Regions from separate parts of the Homo sapiens genome. Here region 2 is linked to region 1. Evidence: chromatin contacts called from ENCODE Hi-C or POLR2A ChIA-PET data. All regions are on one chromosome and are shown on one strand. Each heading gives the region's core, a stretch centred on a gene start or an enhancer-like site at or near the end of the contact. The rest is flanking DNA. Distances are from core to core; before and after follow the strand shown.

Region 1 (7,724 bases), core at 1,772-4,271:
CCAGCCCTGCCTTCCATTCTCCTGGAGGAAGCAACTTTTGCTGATTTTTTTTTTTTTTTGGCATTCTGTCAAAAGTAAATGCAGACACCTCACTTCCTCCTGTATTTCACACCAGTTGCTGCTTTGTTTTTATCTGGGAAAGCTGGCAGGTGAAGGAGCGTCTGTGTTTTGGAGCCTCGTGGAGGGAACGGCAGAGTGGTGTCATGTCTCCCCAGGCTCCACTATTCTAGGGGAGCTAGTGGTGATTATGGCTGACACCACACCCCACCCAGGTCCAGCAGAGTGACATTGGCTCTTCCCTCCAGGGCGGGCTAGGGGTGTTTGTGCAGCTGATGCCTATCCTCATCCTGATTCTCGTGTCAGCTCTCAGCCAGCTCATGGTCTCCAGTCCACCCTACAGTCTGAGTCCAAGACCGTGAGTACATGGGTGAGGCCGGGCCATGGGCAGACAAGGGGCTTTAAATTCTCAGCCCCATCAGGGGCCTTCTTTCCCATCCTGATCCAGCCAGTGTGCGATCATAATGCAGAAACCTGGCTTCGAATCAAGAAAATATACTTTCTCTATTCAACTAGGACTCTTAAGCTTTTTAGGATTATGGTCCCCTAAGAAATTGCAGCGAGAGCTACAGAACTTTTCCCTAAAACTATGCACACATGTGCACACACACATACACACACACGATACACATGTACACACACACACAATACATGCACACACATAATACACATGCACACATACACGCACACATATACACACAGAGTTTTGCATATAATTTCGGCGGCTTTGTGACTCTTCCCTGCCCATCTCCCCTGCCAACCCTGACGAAGAACCTCTGCTCCTCGGCTCTGGTTGGGCTTCCTGAGGCTGTGGAAAGAACAGGGCACTAGAGTCAGACAGAGCAAGCATGGCTTAGAATCCCAGCTTCTCCACTAAGAAGCTGTGTGACCCTAAACAAGTTATATAACCTTGGTTTCCTCATCTATAAAATGGGAATTATAACATCCACCTGCTGTGGAAATTAATGAGTAATGCATATAAAATGTCTGGCCCACTAGAAATGCTCAACAATATTAGTTTAATGAATGCTTAGTCTCGACTGCCAGGAGTGAACTTGAGGACATTTCATGAGCCGTTAGGGGGTCAGCTCCCCTCACTGATGTCCAGCACCTGGCCCAGGGTCAGCTACACAGTGGGTGCACATCTTCAGTGGGGTGGGTCCCCCTCTCCCAAAAGGTGGCCACCTCTGGCTGGGAGCTGGCAGGACCCTTCTCAGCCAGCAGGGGGCAGAGTCGGTCCACTGGACCCTGGCCGCCGGCTCAGGCTCCCTGTGGCCAGATGCCAGCCCTTTTCCCTGCAACTGGAGAGATGTGAGGAGCAGAGGACTAGGGCAGGGACTGTTGTCCCCAGAGCACTGGTCCTGTCTGGGTGTCAAGGCTCTTCCCACAGCTGACAGAGCCTGTGATTGGAGCTGGGAGGATAAGGCTCCCTGGAGCCCTTCCTGTCATTTTGTTCCTAAGCCTCTTAACCCTACACTGGGAACTCCTAGATAGGCAGGCAAGCACTCAGCAACAATTGGCTTAGGGGATGAATGGGGAGATGGAGGCACAGAGGCAGAGCCCAGATTCCCTCTCAGGTCTCCAGTTCCCTAGACCAGGCCTCTCCCCAAAGGCCCCAGGTCAGCAGTGTGGTAAGCAGGGATCTAAAGGCAGGGCGTCCTGCGGTCTGGGCCACGTGTGTGGGAGGACGCTGCCTTTTCCTCAGACTCTCCTTTCAGGGAGTGTGCGGGTCCCTGCTCTGGTTTGAGAGGGAACCAACTACTCCTCTGGTCTGTGCGGCACCTCCTGTCTTGGGGCCCATACCCCTAGAGTGCCCTGGGCATGGGGACCCGCACCCACTTTGAACCTGGTATTTCTGGCCAGGTCCGTGGGCCACATCCACAGGCGAGTCACTGACCACCTGGGTGTCGTCTACTATGTGGGAGACACTTTCTCCGAAGAGTACACAGGCTCCAGCCTCAAAACAGTCGAGCGGAATGTGGAAGATGATTATATCGCCAACCTCCGGAACAACTGCTGGAAGGAGAAGCAGCAGAGTGAGTGTGGGGGGAAGGCGGGGGCTGTATTTGGGAGGTGGCTTGGGATGAAGCTGGAAAGCAGGGGAAGGAGAGAGCCCTGCTCACCCTGTGCTCTGAGGGCCCAGCCCCTGGCACTGCCCTGCACCAGCCACCTCCCAGACAAGAGCTGGTCTCCACTCCTGTGTTTCTCCGGGGCTGGGAGCCAGGGGCCACCTGGTAGTTTCCTCAGGTTCCCGTAAATCACTGCCATCAGCCCAGCATGTTGGCTGCCAGAGGTGAGTGTGTAGAGATGGACTGGAGCGGATGGATCCCTGGCCACCCCCTGACTGTGCTCCTGGATCTGTCTGTGGGACCCTGGGGAGGCCTGACCAGGATGACAGGGTCTCACCTTGGCTGGCCTCACTGCATTCTAGAGAAAGGCGCCTCTGTCACCCTCGCCCACATAAGGACTGTAGTCTCTGCTCCTCCATGGTCTTCCTAATGGGAGGCCAGCCCTGCCCAAGCCCCGGGCATGTACCAGCTTTCCTCCGCCCTCCACAGCCCTCGCAGGCTTCCTTGCAGGCTTCGGGAGGTACTGGGTGTGCACTAACCCTGTCCCATTGCTTTGCAGAGGAAGGCTTGCTGTACCGGGCACGCTACTTTGGCGACACAGATATGTACCACAGAGCACAGAAGATGGGCACCCCCAGCTGCAGCCGACTGTCAGAGGTGCAGGCCTCCCTGCATGGATAGTCCTGGGCCAGCCACACCACCGAGGTCCAAGTATGAGCCAGGGCTGCCTCCACCCTGCAACTCCTGGCAGCTTTGGCCCTGGTCATGAGCAGAGGAGGGAGGGGGAGAAAGGGAGGAAGCCTGGTGATTGTGGCAAAGACTCCTGTCCCCAGCCTGACCTCCAGCCTCCAGAGACCGAGCAGCTGTGGGGCCTGCTGGGAAACCAAGGTCGGTTTCCGCCCTCTAGCGATGCTGTCCTCCCCACTCCTCCGCTCTGCTCCCTGGCTCCAGGGGTGTGGGGGACCCCAGAACCAGGCAGAGTGGGAACTTGAAACTGTTGCTGAGGGCCACCCGGGGCTTCTTGGTCCACTCCAGCCATCAGTCAGCACGGCCCTTTCTCCAGCACAGCAGACTATTGTCCGTGCCCTGGTATTTAGGCCATCACATATGGTGGGGCCCAAGAGAGCCCCATATGCACACTGCCTGCCTGATACCAGGAAGAACCATGTGGGAATAGGTGGGCCAAGAGCCCTCCCCTTTCTCCATCCCTCCAGCTAGGAGGAAATGGAGCAAGATGAACAGGCAGCCACGAGGTGGGTGGGAGCTGGCAGTCTTGGTGGCGGCAGGGGCCGCGGGCCCTGACCACCCCCCTCTGGTGGGATCTGAGGCACTCTCTCGAATGCCGTCACACCTGGCAGCCTGGAAGCCACAGGCATCCGGCCTTGCCCAGGCATCTCGCCTGCGGTCTGAGGAAGGGAACAGAAGGTCATGAGTTCAGGGTCAGACGCAGCCGCTCAGCACAGGAGGGGTGGAGGGGAAATGAGAGTTGCTGGTAGCAGGCTCCCTCCTTCTGCAGCCCGGCGAATGGGGGCGCTGGGCTCTGTTCCCAGCGTTTGCCAGAGGTGGCCACTTCAGCCAAGCCCAGAGAAGTGTGGGCAGAAGCAGTGAAGGTTCTTCTCTGTGTGGGTGCCCTGCCCACCCCCTCCTTTGCCTGTGTCCTCCCGGCCTGGATCCATGGCTGACTCTGCCTGGAGGCCATTTGTGCCTGCCTCTGTGCTGCCGCAGGAGGGCAGGCCGCAAGTGGGGTTGGTGGGGGTCGAGCGGGCAGCACGGTGCAGCGGTGCAGTGGCAAGGGGGGCTACTTGTGTGGCATAAGCTAGAGGAGCCGGTGCCGCCTGAATGCCGAGCTAACTGTTGCCACTCTCCTCCCCAGACTATGAAATCCCTGGAGAATTTTTGGTGACATGCACTGAGCCAAGGTGATGGACTGTATATTTGAGGAAAGACAAACAAAGAAACAAAATTAAAATGGAATTGGAGGCCGAACGCTGCACAGCTGCCCTCTCTCTCACCCAGTAAATGCAGAAAGCTCTTAGGACAGACAGAAAACCTGCCATGGGGCTGCTTCCCTCCCTCGCAGGGCTGGCGGAGGCTCCGCATCGCCTCTCTCCTAGGATACAGAAACCATGGCAACGAAAGTAGAATGTAAAACTCGCAGCAGATATCAGTGGGAAGGGCTGGGGGAGGGGGCACCCAGCTGCCTTTCCTCCCTCACAGGAGCCACCACCAGCCACCTCTCAGGAGAAGCCAGAGGCCCTGGCCAAAGATAGGAGGAAGAAAGAGAACTCTCCATAGAATGTAATTTATAGATGCGTGTATATGTATATATATCTATTTATATGTAAATAGGCATATATGAAGATATATATATATATAGTCTACTTTTTAAACTCTGCAGGGATTTGGTTAAGTTGTTGAGCTGATTTCTTCCATGTTTTAGAAAATGAGGCCTGTTTGGGGAAGGTACCCTGGTGATGTTTTTGCTAGACATTAGCTGTAGCTGACAGCATAAGGAGAGTCGCATCAGAGCTTTTCACAGCCCCCCGAAACCCCAGCCTGGTTTTGATGGCAGCAGTAATCATGATAGTGTGAACCCGCGAAGGCCTCAGGATTATGGTTAACCTGGAGAGGAGCAGGCCATGGAGGCAGGTGCCAGGTCAGTATTGAGTCACAGTAGAGGCCCCACAAGGACCTGCTTGGGTGAGACCACCTCTCCCCTCTCAGCAGCGCTGGTGGGCTCTTTGTCCTGGTGCCCAGGAGCCCTCCAGCCCCCTGCCCACAGAAGGGAAGGCCTGCAGAGGGGGCCAGGATCTACCTAACCATTTCCCCACCCCTAAGTCCCTCAGTGGGCTTTGCCTTATAGGTGCCACAGGGCACAGCTCCATCATTGCCACTGGTTTTTCCTAAGTCATGCACCAAGGACTTCAGAAAGTTCTTCCTCCGAGTCAGTCAGTGGTGCCGGGACCCCAGGGCAGCCTCCTCGACTCCTGAAGAAAAGGCAGTGCCCGTGGCTGCCTCTGTCTTCACTCGCTGTTGATGTGACCGCCAGGCCTCCTCTCGTACCTTGGACAAAGGATACACCTGAACCAGAATAGTTTTCTTACCCTCACATTGAAATGAGGATTTTGCTTAAAACAGCACTTGCCGCCAGTGGGAGGAGGGAGGTTTTATTTATTCCCACAGTTTCTCCTGGGCCTTCTGGAATGACCATGTTTTCCTGTGGCGGTGGGTGTGTCATTGCGCCCGCCGTCTTCCAAAGCCTTACTTCCCCAAGCTGCCAGCCAGGAGGTGATAACCACCCTCCCAGAGTTTCTCTCGGCTCTTTTTTTAAAAGTCCCCCAACAAATAGGATTCTTGCTGGGAAAGGAAGTTCGGTAAGGAAATGTCAAATCTGGTTTTTAAACAAGGTCCAACCCTGCAATGAAGCAGCCACTTCAGCCCAGAGAGATTATAAGAACTGATGTGGCCAGAGTGCCTACCCACTGTGGCCCCGGTGCTCTGCCCCCACGCCCCGACCATCTGGTCTTGGTAGATGTCCCTAGACGGGCTGAGCCATGTGCAATAAGAACATAGATCCTAAAGGATCCTCTGGAAGCTGTATTTCTTGAATTAGAATTCTCAAATTGTACATCTGTTAATATATGTTTATTATGTGACTGGCCGTGGTGGGTCTGCATTGAGCAGGGAGGCCTAAGGGGTGGGGGGGAGGGGGCACAAGCCCCTGCTGCTGCTGACACTGTCCAGCCTGTGCCACAAGGAGCTCTAGATGATGAGCCTGAATTTCCCCCGACCCCTGGCCCTGGCTAACAGCCACTTAAGCCACACATGCTGTTCCAGAACTAACTCCATCCAGGCAGAGGGGTGCTCAGGTGACTGGGGGGCTGCAGGACCTGAGCAGTCTGGGTCCCTGGGGTCCCCAGCGCCAGTCCTGGCTGGGCATCTGGGCCACGACCATCACCCTCTGCTTTTCCCTCTCCCAATCCCTCCCCCCCACACCCTCAGGCCTGCCATGTGCCCGCAGAGCATTCGAAATTCCCGGCCCCAGCCTGGAGCTCGATCCCACTCAGGAGCCAGATCCTGGGAAAAGTGTTGCGAGTTTGTTTCCATCGTCCTTCCCACCATCCTCCCCCAAACCGCCCCCGCAGCCCGCCCTCCTCTCCAGGAGGTTGAAAAAGTTTAAAATGTGGCAGCCCAAGTCGGGTCGGGCTCCTGTGAATGGAGCGGCAGATCTGCCCAGGCCTCCCAGAGACAGGGCCCGGCAGCCCTGACTGGCGGACCCAGGCCCCTCCCGCGGCTGCACCAGCCAAAGACAGGCGGGCTGCCCAGTGGTGCCACCGTGGCCCGGGAGCTCATTGGCTGCCCCTGCCCAGGGTCACCACTGCCTGCCCTGGTGTGCAAGCCGCCACTTGTTAGCTGCGGTTGGCAGAGGCGTTGCAGGCACCCCCATTCACCCACCTCATCCCCCCTGCCCTCCCTGTGTGGCTTGGCCGTGAGCCAGAGGAGGTGGGATGCACGCTCTGACTGCAGCAAAAAAGGCTTTGACAAGTGTCCCCCACCCACTGTCAGGTGGCAGAACGCGCCACTGCATCCCAGCTCCCTGGCTCCACTAGCTTATAGCCTTGTCCCTTGCTGCTCCCAGGTCCAGAGAAAAAAAAACTGCTCCAGGGACAAGGAGCACACACCCGACCTGCCTGTAACCTCATCCCCACCCCACATTGCCCAGACAAAGTCACCTGGCGTCTGGAGCAGGCACACAGCCATGCCAAGAATCAGGTAAATAGACTGTTGACATGGTTCAGAAGCAACCCAGCGTCCCTACCAGACATCACGCCATGTGACATGAGCAAGTCAGCTCATTTCCCAGAGCAGGAAACAGGCTTGGGGGAGGAAAGTGGCGCCCAGGGTCTTGAAGAAACTGTGCCTGTCTCTGGGGTCCTTGTAGCAGAGTGGTCATTCTACAAACAGTTGCTGAGCCCAAATTTGCTGCACTCAGGGAAATCAAACCCACTGGTGTCAGGTAGAGTGGGCAGAAGACCCGAGTCCAGGAGGGTGGAAAAGGATGAAAAGGCCACACTGAGGATGGTGGCACTTCATCTGATGGGCTTGGCCTAGGGAGCAGCTGCCCATTCCAGTAGGTGTCTCCTGGCAGTGACACGGGCATCCATCTGGCTGCACCAGGAAACGTCATCCCCAGGAGGCAGCCTCGCAGCCCCCACGGGGGCTGAGGCTGGATCTTTGCCATTTACTGACTGGGTGACCTTGGGTGTCCCTGAAGGAGTTCAGGAAATGCCACCCCAAAATCTGCCATTTTGGTGTGCTGATTACTTCAAACTGGGGGCACTTGAGCAACAGCAAGTGCAGGAAGGGCTTTCTCTGAAGTTGCCTCATCTGCCTAAGTTGTCCTGAACTCCCTCCTGGAAATCTTACCTACCAAGGAGGATTGACTCATTGACAACAACTGCCTATTATTCTTGGGGCTGCTCAGACAACTGTTAAGACCTGAGAGACTGACTTTTTTTTTTTTTTTGAGATGGAATCTCGCTCTGTCACCCAGGCTGGAGTGCAGTGGCGCAATCTCGGCTCACTGCAAGCTCCGCT
Region 2 (7,724 bases), core at 1,967-4,466, 1.7 Mb before region 1:
AAATTTTTTAAAAAGAGAGGAATATCAGACAAGGCTTGACCTCCAGGAACAATCTTGAAGCATGTACAGAATCCACATATTTAACGGTCACAGTTGGCACCAAGAATGTGAAGCAATGGGTAGGTCCTCTGGCCTCCCCAAAACACACTATACTATTCTCACACGCCATTCTCACGCAGTCTTTCTCACACACTATTCTCATCCTCCTTCCCCTCCTGCTCTCTTTGTTCATCCTTTTGGATAAGGCCTATGTTACACTGCCCATATGTCACGCACTAACTTCATCTCCAATTTCTCTCCAACTTGTCTCCTGAGCTGCAATCAAGATAATCTACTTGCTGTAACCTGGAAGTGACTTACTCACAAGTACCTTTGTTCATGATTAACTATTTATCAGCACAATCCTCCCTACTTTGTCTCTGCTAACCCATAGCTACCACCAATCTCAAGTCCCCTCTTTTGTATGTGTTGGAAAGTATATAACTTAACTACATATCATTGTTTTCATCTTATAACCTTATTTCTTTTGTATTTGTCTCACAGTGTGTATTACAGTGTTTCCTAACTAAGGCCGTATATCACAATCACCTATGGAGCTTCCTAAAAAATACGAAGGCCTGGCCGGGCACAGTGGCACATGCCTGTAATCTCAGCACTTTGGGAGGCCGAGGCGGGCAAATCACAAGGTCAAGAGATGGAGATCATCCTGGCCAACATGGTGAAACCCCGCCTCTACTAAAAATACAAAAATTAGCTGGCCACGGTGGTGCGAACCTGTAGTCCCAGCTACTCGGGAGGCTAAGGCAGGAGAATCACTTGAACCTGGGAGGAGGACGTTGCAGTGGGCCCAGATCGTGTCACTGCACTCCAGCCTCGTGACAGAGGAAGACTCCATCTCAAAAACAAACAAACAAACAAACAAACAAAGGCCTTCAGCTACTTGGGAGGCTGAGGTGGGAGGATTTTTCTCAGTCCAGGAGATGGAGGCTGCAGTGAGCTATGATCACGCCATTGCACTCCAGCGCCTGCGTGACAGAGCGAGACCCTGTCTCAAAAAAAAAAAAAAAAAAAAGCAAAATACAAAGGCCTTGACCCGTGGGAGCTGGACATCTTAATTTCTAAAAAGCCTCACTGATGATTTTCATGAACACTCTTAAGCTGAGAAGCACTGATTTATTGCAGTGTTTTCCATATAGCAGACATTCAATGCTTATTAATTCATGGCATGGAAGCCCATAAATAACTTTTCTCTAAATAGCCTAACCAGATATCAACCCCTAGACTACACTAGCTCTGTTCCAAGTGCAACATGTGGTTTTAAGATTTCATTTCCTGAAGTACTACATGGAGAGACACTATTACCTTGTCTCTTTACATTGTTTCCTATTTGTTGAAAAATGGAGGCCTGGAATGCAGCCATGTTAGACAACACTACATAAGAATGTACTCTGGAGTGTTCTGTTCAAATTAGTTATAAAAAGAAGAACAATGTACAAGTAGACATTGTGAATGAATACAGCATTCTTACTGAATGAATAGATTCTTACTAAAGCTATAGAGAAGAAAGATCAGGAATTTGGTCGGTGGTGTCACCCTGTCTTCCTAGCTACCAGTCTCCTAAATTGCTTGAGACAGTCCAGGGACCCCTGAAGACTGAGGAAGACTTTCAGCTGCTAAAGAGCCTCTAAGTGCACTAAAGTGCTCAAATCAGAAAAGTAACCCAAGCCCCACCCAGACAGACCCACAGTTGCCGCCCAACTGCCCTGACACACACTATTTACACAGCTCAGTGGGGGAGCAGTATGAACTTTTTCCAAAATTGTTCCTCACAAGCAGGACCAGTCTGAGTCACCCACCCAGGGTGGGAAAGAAAAGTGTGACATTAGCCAGGGGAGTCTTGGGAGACTGGTCTCAGCACCTCTTTTTTCCCATTTCAGACGTGGGCTCCACCTCCTCCAGGAATCACCTCGGTTATGAGTCACAGCTGTGGGTTACAGGGGTCTGCAGAGCCACCAGGAAAGTTGTGGATGGGGAGCGGATGCCCCAGCCTTCTCTCCGGCAGGGGCGGCAGATCCCAGATTCCACAGGCCTCTCCCAACAGCTCCATCTTGCTTCCTGCCAGGAGGAGGGGCCAAGGAGGGCCCCCGAGTCTAGAAAGGCCCCAGTGGGAGGAGGCCGTTTGACAGCAGGTAACGCCAGGTGAAAATGTCCACAGGAGGGAATGAAAGGAAGGGCAGCAGGGCTGAGCGGAAGGAAAAACCGGGCTTGTGGTCACGAATGACTGCATAAAGGTGTGAGAGTGCCAGAGGAGTGAGCATAAGTAAAATGCCCAGGAGGGAGGAGGAGGCGACAGAGAGTGAGGCAAGTGAATAAAAGGGCGGAATACAGGGAGCTCTGGGGAGCGGGGGTGGGCGAGGCGGGTCTCAGGGTGAGGGGCAGAAGTATTAGAAAGGAGGACAACGTGGCTCAAATAAGGATCCCTAGAAGAGAAGGCAAGGGATCCGTGGGAAGGCCCGCTCTCCCTCCCCCGCACAGCCAGATCGAGGAGGCCTAAAAGGCGCTGAGAGCGAGGAAGTCAACGTGGGGGCGAAGCCTGCGCGGGGCAGGGACCCTCGGACATCCCAGCAACTCTCATTTATTGGGTGTCTGCTGTGGGCCACACGCCGCGCGAGGCACTCCACGAATAATACCTCGCCATATCTTCACGACAAGCCCGCAAGGCAGCCTTTTTCATGACTGCTCCCATTTTATAGATGAGGACACTGAGGCCCGGAGAGGCTCAGGACTCGCTCAAGGTCACAGGGCGGAGAAGAGGCCATTCGAACCCTCGGCGCCTGGCTCCGGAACCCACGCGGAAAGCCACGGCCAGCGAGCCGGCCACAGGCAGCCGCGACGCGGGCCGGGGCCCCGGGGATACCTCCCGCGCCCGCTCCCGCGCCAGGCCCTGCGCGCTCACCCGGACGAGGTTGCTGACGGCCGCCTGCACGGCGGCCACGGGCGCGGTGAGGTCAGGAATGGCTTTGCCGTCCACCTCGCCCTCCTCGTGCATTATCACCAGGTGGGAGATCTGCTGTGCCACCGGCTCCAGGATGCTCTCGATCGTGCGCGTATGAAACACTGGCATCGCGGCGGCGAGCGGGGCGGCGAACCGCGGGCGACAGAGAAGTAGGATCCACGGGGCCGGGAACCGGCGAAGAGACAGACTGTGCAGCGACTACGGAGTCGGGGCTTCCCTCGGCGTAACCAGCCTCACGGGCTCCCCGCCCCCTCTCGTCGCCGCGCCCAATGGCAGCGCAGCTCAGACCTGGGCCGCCACTCCTACTGGTCCCTTTTCGAGATGCTCCGCCCCAGCCACCGCGCCGCCAAACCCCGCCCCTCCCCCATTCCTAAGGGAGGGGCCTGGGATTGGGGCTGAGCCGCCGGGATTGCTACCGGATTCCCGAGCCCTAACGCCGGGCGCTCCTTATAAGGGCATGGTGGGAGCGGAGCGGGCCGCTGGAGCCGGCTGGTCCCGCCCCCGGGCCGCCTCCCGCCTCGGATCTGGGGGGCTCCGCCCCTCTGCAGAATCACCTCAGCGGGGCGGGGTCTCCTCACCTCAAGCGGCGCTAGAGTTTGATGAGACCAAGGGGTCTCCCACGTCCCCTCCTCAACTTTTCCCTTCACACGAAACCCTCAAAATACTCCTTCCATTCCCTCCCAGCAATGCATGGGAAGGTTTTTAGTAAAAGATTCAAACAGCAGAGGTGCACTGAGAAACAGCAGCGTCCCATTCACGTAAACGCAGACTCCGCCCCCTGCCCTCCTCAAAGACATTCTGTTTAACAGCTGGGTGTGTAGCCTTCTAGACTTGTCTATAGATTCACTTCTACATATATATTTTCTAACTAAATGAGATTAATAAACATTTTCCTGGAACTAGGTATGATTGCCCTTGATTAAAATGCCCTTATCTTTCACTGCTGGTAGAGGTCTACCTCATTCTTCTTAATGACTGCATGATATTCCATTGCATGAAATAAAACTATTTACAGAACCAATTTCCTACTCATGGACTTGGGTTGGGTCCTGGTTTTCACTATTAAAAAACAATTCTGCATGAATTGTACTTACCCCTGTGCTGTGCATCTGTGTATTTATCTAGCGCAAATGCCTACCAGGAAAGAGAAAAACGCAAAAGTATATGCATTTTATATTTTGATAGGTAAGACCAAATTATCCAGTTCCCTCACGCTTTGTATAAGACATCTTCCAGGCCGGGCGCGATGGCTCACGCCTGTAATCCCAGCACTTTGGGAGGCTGAGGCGGGCGGATCACGAGGTCAGGAGATCTAGGCCATCCTGTCTAACACGGTGAAACCCCGTATCTACTAAAAATACAAAAAAAATAGCCAGGCGTGGTGGCGGGCGCCTGTAGTCCCAGTTACTCATGAGGCTGAGGCAGGACAATGGCGTGAACCCGGGAGGCGGAGCTTGCAGTGAGCGGAGATCGCGCCACTACACTCCATCCTGGGCGACAGAGCAAGACTCTGTCTCAAAAAAAAAAAAAAAAAAAAAAAGACATCTTCCAAACGTCTTACTTACTTCAAATTCGCTTTTGCCCAAGCTTTCCCATTCTGAGGTAAACACTTTCAGTAATGCCTCCAAGCAAAAGATTCTCACATCAAATGAAAATTTTTGTCTAGTCCTACCACAACCACCACAGCTGTTTTCTCTGCCCATTACTTTGTGTTAATAGTATAAATATTTGGGTGATGGGGCCAGGCACGGTGGCTCACGCCTGTAATCCCAGCATTTTGGGAGGCTGAGGCAGGCAGATCACCTGAGGTCAGGGGTTCAAGACCAGCCTGGCCAACCTGGTGAAACCCCGTCTCAACTAAAAATACAAAAATTAGCCAGGTGTGGTGGCAGGTGCCTGTAATCCCAGCTAATCGGGAGGCTGAGACAGGAGACTTGCTTGAACCTGGGAGGTGGAGGTTGCAGTGAGCTGATACCGTGCCATTGCACTCTAGCCTGAGCAACAGAGTGAGACTCCCTGTCCAAAAAAAAAAAAGTTGAGTGATGGAACGATATGATTTTTTTATTTTAAAAATTATTTTATTTTATTTATTTTTATTTATGTTTTTATTTTTTGAGATAGGGTCTCACTCCGATTGTCCAGGCTGGAGTGCAGTGGTGTGATTTCGGCTCACTGCAGCCTTGACCTCCCCAGGCTCAGGTGATTCTCCCACCTCAGCATCCCAAGTAGCTGGGACCACAGGTGCATGCCACCACGCCCGGCTAATTTTTGTATTTTTGATAGAGACAAGGTTTCGCCATGTTGTCCAGGCTGATCTCAAACTCCTGGACTCAAGAAATCCACCTGCCTTGGCCTCCCAAAGTATAAATGGCCTCCCAAAGTATATATAGCCTCCCAAAAAGTGTATGATTTTGTTAAATCCTCACCCTGTCCCCACTTTGCTGATTGTATATTTATGTGTAGTTTAACTTGTTCTTCTGAACTATATATTTCCTACAGATTGGCAGGAAGACTCAGAGGCTTGATCATGTAATCATCTTTAATGCCTGACTGGCCATATTAACCTCCCAAAAAGAATATCACATTGCACATCCAGCCCATGTGCTCCCCAACATCCATAATCATACCCATTTCCGTCCCCCTGATTTCCACATTCACTGGCTCCCTCTAAAATCTTTCTTGGTGCCTGTTAGCATGTGTTAACACCAATGCCCTCCACAATCTGGGTCCAGACCAACCTTACTGCCTTCAGCTTCCCCACCTTAGACCCACAGACAGGCAGGTTAAACAGTGCAAACAGCATAAATTCAGAGCCATCCAGAGCTCAAGCCAGAACCCCAGCTTCACAACTTGATGGAGATATAACTCCGGCAAGTGGGATAATAGCACCGTCACAGAGCTGATGTAAGGGAATTTGTAAAGCACCTAGGAGACCTTCAGTAAAAGAAACCATTATCATTATTAGAGCAGTCACAAACTGACATATTCACAGTCTCCAGAAATTCCTGGTAGAGTTTCACTTTTGAGCTTTTCTCCACATTTCTTTCCCACCTAGAAAGCTATCAGTGCTTGTCTAACTCTTACCTATTGTGGTAGACAGAATTCTAAGATGTCCCCCGGGATTTCTCACTCCGAATATACACACTCTCCATAATCCCCAGGCTGTGACTATAAGGGATTTTACTTTCATAATCAGATTACATTATATAGCACAGTTGGTCTTAAAACAGGGAGATTATCCAAGTGGGCTTGACCTAATCACATGAGCTCTTTTAAAGCAGAGAGTTTTCTCTGGCCAGTTACAACAAATGAACTCAAAAGCACAAGAGGATTTGATGAGCTGTTGCTAGATTAAAGACGTGGGAGGCCATGGGTCAAGGTATGTGGGCAGCCCCTAGGAGCTGAGAGTGGCCCCTGACAGCTAGCAAGGAAACGGGGAAGTTGGTCGCACAGTTACAAGGAGCTGAACTCTACCAACAAGAAGAATGATCTTGGAAACAGATTTTTCCTCCAGCTGAGAGCTCCAGGGGACACCTTGTTTTCAGTCCAGTAGACACCTTTATTTCAGCTTTGCGACACTGAGCAGAGAACCCAGTCACACCATGCAGGACTTCTGACCTACACAGTTGTGAGATAATAAATGAGTGTTGTGGCCAGGCGCGGTGGCTCACACCTGTAATCCCAGCACTTTGGGAGGCTAAGGCGGGTGGATCATGAGGTCAAAAGATCGAGACCATCCTGGCCAACATGGTGAAACTCCGTCTCTACTAAAAATACAAAAATTAGCTGGGCATGGTGGTGCGTGCCTGTAGTCCCAGCTACTTGGGAGGCTGAGGCAGGAGAATCACTTGAACCCGGGAGGCAGAGGTTGCAGTGAGCTGAGATCATGCCACTGTACTCCAGCCTGGTGACAGAGCGAGACTCCGTCTCAAAAAATAGTAATAATAAGGCCGGGCGTGGTGGCTCACGCCTGTAATCCCAGCACTTTCGGAGGCCGAGGCGGGTGGATCACGAGGTCGAGAGATCGAGACCATCCTGGCTAACACGGTGAAACCCCGTCTCTACTAAAAATACAAAAAATTAGCTGGATGTGGTTGCGGGCACCTGTAGTCCCAGCTACTCGGGCGGCTGAGGAAGGAGAATGGCGTGAACCTGGGAGGCGGAGCTTGCAGTGAGCGGAGATTGCGCCACTGCACTCCAGCCTGGGCAGTAGAGCGAGACTCCATCTCAAAAATAATAATAATAATAATAAAATAAATAAAAATAAATGAGTGTTGTTTTAAGCCTCTAGGTTTGTGGTGATTTGTTCATAACAATAGATCACTGATATACCTACCTTCAAGGTCCACTTTCAGTTCTTTCTTTATGATTTCCCACAGCAAGGCCCTGGCATGAGCTGCTTGTACTAATCCTTTTAATTGTCCTTTTCTGACATGATCATTTTACATTTCTCTCCTATGATACAGGCTGCTAGATGTCCTCCAATATATCCGTTCTGCTTTTCCTCCATAGTAATAGAACCCCAGATGTATGTGGGCACTTAGCCACATGGTTCTCATTTGACACTTGAAAAATTACAAATCTGGTTTCTAATGTCTAAAGTGGGGATAATAAAGTTTTCAGTCTCACTAAACATAGCACAGATTATTAAGGACTGAAATGTTACCATGGAAAGAGAGAGGTCAGTTCATTGCACGGGCTAGACTAA

What was found. A loop is a pair of places that touch in the nucleus more often than their neighbours do. ChIA-PET counts read pairs that join two places held with the same protein, here RNA polymerase II (POLR2A). Pooled maps may share reads with other maps.
Region 2: a loop to region 1 is called in a map with no recorded cell type, with 6 times the contacts of the local background. The contact joins the promoter of VCL here to the enhancer-like site in region 1. A Hi-C loop is called at or near these places in 1 of 37 single-sample maps with no recorded cell type and 3 of 50 pooled maps. POLR2A ChIA-PET finds 5 or more read pairs at or near these places in 1 of 52 experiments (K562).

The regions. Positions count from the first base shown.
Region 1 is chr10:72,330,893-72,338,616 of GRCh38, reverse strand. It overlaps DNAJB12 (DnaJ heat shock protein family (Hsp40) member B12), which reads left to right. Exons shown (of 9, transcript NM_017626.7): 6 at 306-415; 7 at 1,921-2,093; 8 at 2,686-2,837; 9 at 4,000-5,754. The coding sequence ends at 2,807. Among named protein-coding and RNA genes, the nearest start is that of DNAJB12, 20 kb to the left of the region's middle. RefSeq lists enhancers at 2,711-2,830, 3,391-3,800 and a silencer at 6,307-6,556. Within about 2 kb of position 3,021, at least 36 of the 41 ENCODE cell types and tissues checked have a DNase peak (open chromatin) inside an H3K27ac peak, as active enhancers do.
Region 2 is chr10:73,993,608-74,001,331 of GRCh38, reverse strand. It overlaps VCL (vinculin), which reads right to left and starts at 3,216. Exons shown (of 22, transcript NM_014000.3): 1 at 2,957-3,216. The coding sequence starts at 3,124. RefSeq lists enhancers at 2,264-2,915, 2,988-3,187 and silencers at 2,868-2,917, 3,248-3,607.